Linked DNA regions of Homo sapiens: region 1 is linked to region 2. The links are chromatin loops, found by intact Hi-C in ENCODE. Cell type or tissue: gastrocnemius medialis. All regions are shown on one strand. Links, peaks and the distances in the headings refer to the core of each region. The heading gives the core; the rest is flanking DNA. Region 1 overlaps NXN (nucleoredoxin). Region 2 overlaps NXN (nucleoredoxin).

Evidence for each region. A loop is a pair of places that touch in the nucleus more often than their neighbours do. Peaks named below come from ENCODE experiments on the same cell type or tissue, not always from the same donor. Only the 100,000 strongest peaks of a DNase experiment are listed, where the experiment ranks them.
Region 1: a loop joins it to region 2, with 6 times the contacts of the local background. A loop is called at or near these places in 8 of 110 quality-filtered maps.

What each region holds. Positions count from the first base shown.
Region 1 is chr17:811,520-815,903 of GRCh38, forward strand. All of the region lies in intron 5 of NXN (nucleoredoxin), which reads right to left. Among named protein-coding and RNA genes, the nearest start is that of MRM3, 31 kb to the left of the region's middle. In gastrocnemius medialis, for the core only: no CTCF peak of the experiment used is centred there; DNase peaks (open chromatin) are centred at 2,482 and 3,012; H3K27ac peaks cover 2,109 bases.
Region 2 is chr17:867,535-871,918 of GRCh38, forward strand. The region is part of intron 1 of NXN (nucleoredoxin); the gene reads right to left. Among named protein-coding and RNA genes, the nearest start is that of MRM3, 87 kb to the left of the region's middle. RefSeq lists an enhancer at 3,135-3,962. In gastrocnemius medialis, for the core only: no CTCF peak of the experiment used is centred there; DNase peaks (open chromatin) are centred at 542, 1,757, 2,497 and 2,857; H3K4me3 peaks cover 1,913 bases; H3K27ac peaks cover 3,737 bases.

The DNA of each region.
Region 1 (4,384 bases), core at 237-4,236, 56 kb before region 2:
CAGCACTCTGGAAGCCAGTTATTCCCACGAGACCAGGAGGTGGGGGGACGCCAAATGCCAGGTCCTTGGTGAGCCCAGTGGTCCTGTGGAGATGGGTCACACAGCCCGGCTCAGCCCAGGGCACCGAAGGAAGCCGGTGGCCAGCCTGTCAGCGGCAGTGGGACTTTGGCCAGGCCGGCCTGGGGCCCAAACTCATCATCAAGACCACGGCAGAGGCCGCCACCCTGTGAGATGGACAGCTCAAGGGCACAGCCTCGAGGCCCCGACTCCCCCACCCGTACCGCCCCCCAGACACCTCAACGCACTGGCAGCATTTGGCAGGCCCCCTTCACTCGGCAGGGTGATTCTCAAAACCCCAAGATGCTTATAGGACTCCGGGTTGTGCGGTTACCCAGTTCTGCTTTTTTTTTTTTTTTTTTTTTTTTTGAGACGGAGTCTCGCTCTGTCGCCCAGGCTGGAGTGCAGTGGCAAGATCTCGGCTCACTGCAAGCTCCGTCTCCCGGGTTCACGCCATTCTCCTGCCTCAGCCTCCCGAGTAGCTGGGACTACAGGCGCCCGTCACCACGCCTGGCTAATTTTTTGTATTTTTAATAGAGACGGGGTTTCACCGTGTTAGCCAGGACGGTCTCGATCTCCTGACCTCGTGATCCGCCCGCCTCGGCCTCCCAAAGTGCTGGGATTACAGGCGTGAGCCACTGCGCGTGGCCTGGGTTACCCATTTTCACCCGAGCCTGTCAGAACACTCTGCCCTCACATGACTCAATCCACAAAATGACCAGCAGATCAAGCCACTGCCCCAGTGTAAGTCCAAAGACAGGCCAGGTGGAGGCGGCTCCCTTTGGGTGCAGGCAGGGGGTGTACCTGGCACTGCTCTGTGAAGGAATCTTTATACAAGCTCTTCAGCGGGAGAGAAACAAGTGAGATGGGACTGAGACCCCAGGGCACAGACAGACTCAAACAGGGAGCAGGACGTCCCCAGAGAAGCCCCACAGGATGTGCAGACCAGACACTCCAACAGCCAGGACCCTGCAGAGCGAGTGTGTGTGTGAGTCTGTGTGTGCACGTGTGTGTGATGGCGCGAGTGTGCATTGTGTGAGTGTAGGTGAGTGTAGGTGTGTGTGAGTGTGCATGTGTGTGACTGTAGGTGTGTGTGAGTGTAGGTGTGTGCACATATGAATGTAGGTGTTTGCATGTGAGTGTAGGGTGTGTGAGTGTAGGGTGCGTGAGTGAGAGTGTGCATATGTGTGAGTGTAGGTGTGTGCATGTGTGTAGGTGTGTGTGCGTGAGTGTAGGTGTGTGTGCGAGTGTGCATGTGTGAGTGTAGGTGTGTGCATGTGTGTAGGTGTGTGTGGGTGTGTGCGCACATGTGAATGTAGGTGTGTGCATGTGTGACTGTAGGTGTGTGCGTGTGTGAGTGTGCATATGTGTGAGTGTAGGTGTGCATGTTTGTAGGTGTGTGTGCACATGTGAATGTAGGTGTTTGCATGTGTGTAGGTTGTGTGCACGCGTGTGTGAATGTGTGAGCGTGTGTGTGCGTGTGTTCACACACCTGGAACACGTCCACTGAATGACACTGGAAGCCGTAACCACGGAATCACACAAAAGCTCAGAAATATTCAGAATTCAATCAAAAATACTGGTCAGAGTTTTGTGACGCTACAAAGCTTATGAACGAATGCACAGTTCCTTCAGAGGTATTTCGGCCCAGCCTGGCCACATTTAAATATCCTCAGAGGCAAAGAAAGGCAAACTCCCATCAAGGGATGGTGCAGTCTAGGGAGGGTGGCTGGCTTCTAAGACTAGAGAGAAGCCAGAACTGATACCAGTGAAACCAGGGACTGAGTGAGACGGGCTCTGAAGGAGAAACGGCCCCCGGCTTGGAGGACAAGGACAGGGCACCACAAATAGGGCCATCGACGCGGACGGAATGCCGCACGTGGGGCTCAGCCCAACCTCGAAGCGCTGAGAAGGCGCTTCCAAAGTGATATCCCTGGAATGATATAATGATTTCCTTAATACGTGAGCATCTTTCAAAACTAGGAGGATCTGGAATTAAGTTTAGAAGTATGAATCAAACTCATGCCACTGACGTTTCTGTGTGTCAAGAAGTGCATGCATATTTGGTATTTAACTTCAGCATTTTTTTTTTGTTTAAGAGACTACGGCCGGCCGGGCGCGGTGGCTCACGCCTGTAATCCCAGCACTTTGGGAGGCCAAGGCGGGCACATCACGAGGTCAGGAGTTTGAGACCAGCCTGGTCAAATGGAGAAACTCTGTCTCTACTAAAAATACAAAAATTAGCTGGGCGTAGTGGCAGGTGCCTATAATCCCAGCTACTCAGGAGGCTGAGGCAGGAAGATCGCTTGAACCCGGGAGGCAGAGGTTGCAGTGAGCCAAGATTGTGCCAATGTACTCCAGCCTCTGGGTAACAGAGCAAGACTCTGTCTAAAAAAAAAAAGAGCCGGGCACGGTGACTCATGCCTGTAATCCCAGCACTTTGGGAGGCCAAGGCAGGCAGATCACATGAGGTCAGGAGCTCAAGACCAGGCTGGCCAACATGGTGAAACCCTGTCTCTACTAAAAATACAAAAAGTTAGCCAGGTGTGGTGGTGGGTGCCTATAATCCCAGCTACTCCGGAGGCTGACGCAGGAGAACGGCGTGAACCCGGAAGGCAGATGTAGTGAGCAGAGATTGCGCCACTGCACTCCAGCCTGGGTGATAGAGTGAGACTCTGTCTCAAAAAAAAGAAAAGAAAAAAAGAAAAAAGGCTGTCCTAGGGTACCTTATTAGTTTCAGGTGACCCCCTGGCCTGAGCGTTGGCCACCAGCAATACCGGCAACCCACGGGCCCTCACATCCAGGAAGGAACTCCGTACCTCAGAGAGGAAGATTCTGCTCCACGGATGATGAGGTGCTGGGAAAGAAAATGCCTCTATGTGGAAAGGCCTCCTGACCCAATGGAGCAGCAGAGAGGGGGCGCGGCAGCAGCTCCACTCTAAGTGACAAGTGTCCGTCTTCCAGGCCCTCGTACGAAATGACACGTACTCGGACCAACACTGTCGTGTTCGTGAAGACGTCATCACACTCCGCTCCTCAGATATGCCCAACTGTCCATCTCATCCTGTCCACTCAAGGGCAGCACTGGGCCCCTCTCCTAGTGACTTCCCGTGGAGCTCAGTACGGAGAGTATGGGATGGTTAGCACGCACTCAATACATCAAATCCGGCCGGGCGCAGTGGCTCACGCCTGTAATCCCAGCACTTAGGGAGGAATTTCACTCTTGTCACCCAGGCTGGAGTGCAGTGGTGTGATCTCGGCTCACTACAACCTCCGCCTCCCAGGTTCAAGTGATTCTCCTGCCTCAGCCTCCCGAGTAGCTGGGATTATAGGTGACCACCACCACGCCTGGCTAATTTTTGTATTTTTAGTAGAGATGGGGTTTCGCCATGTTGGCCAGGCTGATCTCGAACTCCTGACCTCAGGTGATCCACCCACCTCGGCCTCCCAAAGTCCAGGGATTACAGGCGTGAGCCACCATGCCTAGGCAGTAGTTACAAATTCAGCTGAGTCTTCTAGGTGCTAAAGCAAAGAAAATAATTGTGGTTCATAATGAAATTCAAAGTATACAAAAGATAAAAACAAAAGCCTGCCACCCGGTAGGTTTTGAAGGCGATGAGGCACTCACAGTTCAGCTGACATCCATCCATATGATGAGGGCCAGTGTCCACTCTAGATCCCTAAGCTCTGTAGGTTTTGAAGGCGACAAGGCACCCACAGTTCAGCTGACTTCCATCTGTATGATGAGGGCGAGTGTCCACTCTAGATCCCTAAGCTCTGTAGGTTTTGAAGGCGACGAGGCACTCACAGTTCAGCTGACACCCATCCGTACGATGAGGGCGAGTGTCCACTCTAGATCCCTAAGCTCTGTAGGTTTTGAAGGCGATGAGGCACTCACAGTTCAGCTGACTTCCATCCGTATGATGAGGGCGAGTGTCCACTCTAGATCCCTAAGCTCTGTAGGTTTTGAAGGCGATGAGGCACTCACAGTTCAGCTGACTTCCATCCGTATGATGAGGGCGAGTGTCCACTCTAGATCCCTAAGCTCTGTAGGTTTTGAAGGCGATGAGGCACCCACAGTTCAGCTGACATCCATCCGTACAATGAGGGCCAGTGTCCACTCTAGATCCCTAAGCTCTGCAAAGCGCAGGGCCTGTTATCTGTTTTATTCAAGATAAAAACGTTCTTCTTGGCCTGAACGTTTAACGTGCCTCCGGATCATGTGTGAGGGGTGCTCCAAGACCCAGCCACGTCAAACAGAGTCACACTTTGTACACACCTGTGCACACACGTGCACACACAGAGGCCAGTAGGGAGGATAAGAGGG
Region 2 (4,384 bases), core at 192-4,191:
TTTCTCAAAGCCTGGGAGAACAGTAGTTTGGCCTCTGAAGAATCCCAAACTTGTGGTTAATAAGAGAAAAATAGACAGTTTAACACGTGGAAGATTGAAAAGTCTAAACAGGCCAGCGTGGTGGCTCTTCCCTGTAATCCCAGCACTTTGGGAGGCCAAGGCAGGTGGAACACCTGAGGTCAGGAGTTCGAGACCAGCCTGGCCAACATGGCAAGACCCCATCTCTACTAAAAATACAAAAATTAGCCAGGTGTGGTGGCGGGAGGCTGTAATCGCAGCTACTCGGGAGGCTGAGGCATGAGAATCGCTTGAACCCAGGAGGTGGAGGCTGCAGTAAGCCGACAGAATGAGACTCCAACTCAAAAAAAAAAAAAAGTCTTAAATGTACCTTGCAAAGAGTGTGCAGAAGCTGTTCAGATGTAAGTGGGGGTCCTGTGTGGTTGTTCTGCCTTGTTACTAATGACCTTCAGAGTGACAGGAGCATGACCTATTCCGGGGACACAGCAGGGACATGTGTTGTGCTCCAGCAGAGCCTGTACGGCGTCCCATGGGTCATCTCCTAGCTGGACACTGGCAAGAGTTCCAGAGTCATCTCCCTCCCTTCATTCTTCAGGCTGCTTCCCTGGGAACCATTCCCCAGAACTCACCTCTCCTCTGTCCTTCACACATGGGATTCCCTCTATCCGATCCACCCTTCCCCGGAATTCCCCTCTCCTCCAGCCTTCACACGTGGGATTCCCTCTATCCCAGCCACCCTTCCCAGCAATGTTTACCTGACTCCAGCTCCTTGATGAGAATCACTGGGAAACTCCCTGACCGTATCTCCCTCGAACTCTCATCCAGCCAGCAGGGTGAGGGAGCTCCTCCTCGGCTCTCACCCGCAGACTTAACGCCTTCGCGCTCCCCAAGCACAGAAACTACCTTGTCTTTTTTTGTTTTTTTTTTGGTTTTTTGTTTGTTTGTTTGTTTGTTTTTGAGACGGAGTCTCGCTCTGTCGCCCAGGCTGGAGTGCAGTGATGCGATCTCTGCTTACTGCAACCTCCGCCTCCCGGGTTCACGCCATTCTCCTCCCTCAGCCTCCCGAGTAGCTGGGACAACAGGCGCCCACCACCACGCCCGGATCATTTTTTTGTATTTTTAGTAGAGACGGGGTTTCACCACGTTAGCCAGGATGGTCTCGATTTCCTGACCTCGTGATCCGCCCGCCTCGGCCTCCCAAAGTGCTGGGATGACAGGCGTGAGCCACCGCACCCGGTCGAAACTACCTTCTCTACATCGTGATCACCCCAGTGCCAGCACCGACCCTGGGCCGGGCCCACCATCCCGCCTGTGTTTGTAGGATAAGTAAATGAGCAGAGAAAGGAAAATGTCCAGATGCACAAAAAGGAAACCTCGGAAATCCCTGCAGCCAGAGAAAGACACAGAAAACACGGAGGCTGAGTGTTGGAGCTTCCCAGGGCCCCGGGTGGAAGGTCTCCCAGGCTTTCTATCACTGCAGACGCCAGGTGGTGGCTGGGGCAGATTCTACCCAAGCCTCCTGCCTTATATTAAGTCCCACCCTCCACACAGATGAACCTCTAGACTTGGGTGAACCCCACTGACCAGACAGTTCCTTCTCTCTCATCTCACATCCTGCCTCCTGTTTGTTAACTTCCCAGCACAGATCTGTTTCTCTGTAAAGGGCAGGCAGCCCTTACACACCCTGGGTTACATCAAAGGCCAGAACGAAAGGCCAGCACGGCTTAAGAGGGCCGTCCAGAACTGGCTGCTGACACCAACCCAAGAGTGATCCAGCTTCTGACTCACCAGGCACCAGCTCATGCTCTCTGATCCAGGAGCCCCGACAAGCGACCTGAGGTTCCAGGGGGGCTGCCTGACACATCTCTGCTCCGACCAACAGGGTTAGGAACCTACACAGATTACGAGGTGGAAGAAGGAAGGTCTCTAAAGCTCCTGAGCTGCAAACAGGACCATATTGGCAAAAGCTCCTGTGTCCCTGTTCACATCCACATACTTTAAGTATTATTTCTGCAGCATTTAAATACTTTAGAAAGATACTGTAAGAATCGCTGACATATGTAGGTTTCAATGAAATCACTCAGGGAGCCCTCCCCACTCGGGAAAGACTCCTTATTACAGAGCCCAGTTCTGTAAGTTCCCTGGAGAAATGAGTGAGGAGGGAAGGCGGACGTGGTCAGTCATAAAATCTTGACGCTCTTTTTCACTTCCTCTGCTCGTTCGTGTTCCACGGACAGTTAACAGCTACGTCCTGCCAATTCTCCTCCAAGCCTCTCTGGGAACCAGTTCTTTGCCTCTGATCTCGGTTAAGAACCGCTGACCTGCTGCCCAGAGTAAAAGGTGGCGTGCGAGAGCTCTCGTACTTAGGAAGGAAAGGATGGTGCCAGGCGCTTGGTGCTTGCCTTAAGCCGGCAGTTTTCAACCGGGGGGTGGTTGTGCTTCCCACGGGCCATTTAGCAATGCCTGGGAACGTTCCTGGCTGTCACATTGCGGGGTGGAGTGTTACTGACACAGTAGGTAGAAGCCAGGATGCTGTCCACGTTCTACCAGGCGCAGGACAGCTCCTCCCACAGCAAAGAAGTACCTGGCTCAGAACGTCAGCAGGGCCAAGAAACCCCACACCAAGCCTCTCCTGGGATTATTCCAGTCTCCATTTGGCCCCCAGTCACTTTCTGATTCCAGTTCTCCAGCCCAGGAATGCAGGACGTGGATTAGAGAAGCAAAGGGAAAGTTCATCCAGAAAGATTCCGGTTCTGTGAGTGTTACTAACGGGGCAAGCACCTTGAAGGTACCGTGGGACGTGGGTGATTCATGAGCCTGAATTGTCTCACTGTTATCACGTGATCAGAGTGAGGCGGCCTAAGGGAGCATCACAGGATGGGAAGGGCCAGGTTGAATGAAAAATCCTGGCTGAGTTCAGTGGCTCAGGCCTGTAATCCTAGCACCTTGGGAGGCCAAGGAGGGAGGATTGTTTGAGTCCAGGAGTTCGAGACCAGCCTGGACAATATACTGACACCCTGTCTCTACAAAAAAAAAAGTAATAATACAAATAATTAGCCAGGTGTGGTGTCCCGTGCCTGTAGTCCCAGCCACTTGAGAGGCTGAGGTGGGAGGACTGGTTAAGCCTGGAAGGCGGAGGTGCCAGTGAGCCCCGATTGTGCTACTGTATTCAAGCCTGGGCAACAGAGTGAGACTCTGTCTGGAAAAAAAAAAAAAAAGAATCTTATCCACCCCACCCAGTCTTTCTTTCTGAGCAAATGGTTTGGAATCTCTCACACTTCTGGTGCTACATGCTTTTATTTATTTATTTATTTATTTATTTTTGAGACAGAGTCTCACTCTGTCGCCCAGGCTGGAGTGCAGTGGTGCGATCTCAGTTCACTACAAGCTCCGCCTCCCGGGTTCACACCATTCTCCTGCCTCAGCCTCCCGAGTAGCTCGGACTACAGGCGCCCGCCATCACGCCCAGCTAAATTTTTTTTGTATTTTTAGTAGAGACGGGGTTTCACTGTGTTGGCCAGGATGGTCTCGATCTCCTGACCTCGTGATCCGCCCACCTCGGCCTCCCAAAGTGCTGGGATTACAGGCGTGAGCCACCGTGCCCGGCTATGCTTTTATTTTAAGCACGGTGATCTTCGCAGCTCTCATTCTGGAGCCACATTGGCAGCCACCATGAACTAAGGGAGTGTACATACAACCTCCCAGGCACCCCGAAGCTCCAGGGTTAGAACCTGGTCACTGTGGTGACCTCAATGATGAGGCCAACAAGTAATTGATTCCTAATATCACTTAGTGAAGTTAGTAAATGGTCTGTTTTCCAGTGATAAATCGCAGCATACGCATTCACTTTTTTTTTTTTTTTTTTTTTTTGAGATGGATTCTCATCGTGTCCCCCAGGCTGGAGTGCAGCAGCACGATCTCAGCTCACAGCAACCTCCACCTCCCGGGTTCAAATGATTCTCCTGCCTCAGCCTCCCGAGTAGCTGGGATTACAGGTACGTGCCACCATGCCCAGCTAATTTTTGTAGTTTTAGTAGAGACGGGGTTTCACCATGTTGGCCAGGCTGGTCTCGAACTCCTGACCTCAGGTGATCCACCTGCCTCAGCCTCCCAAAGTGCTGGGTACAGGCATGAGCCACCGCGCCCAGCTGCATTTGCTTTTGATAAGTTTCCCTGAATGGAAAATGTTGATGTTACACTAGCTAATTGGGAATGGCATGTGTTATCCAGCCCTGATCCAGCTCTGCTGTGTTACTGATGAACACCTAACAGTTACCCGCAAGCTTGCAAAATGCTTTTATGAACCACATATCACCAAGCATCTGCAGTGCTATTTGCTTTATTTCCTGGGAAACTCGGGGGTGAG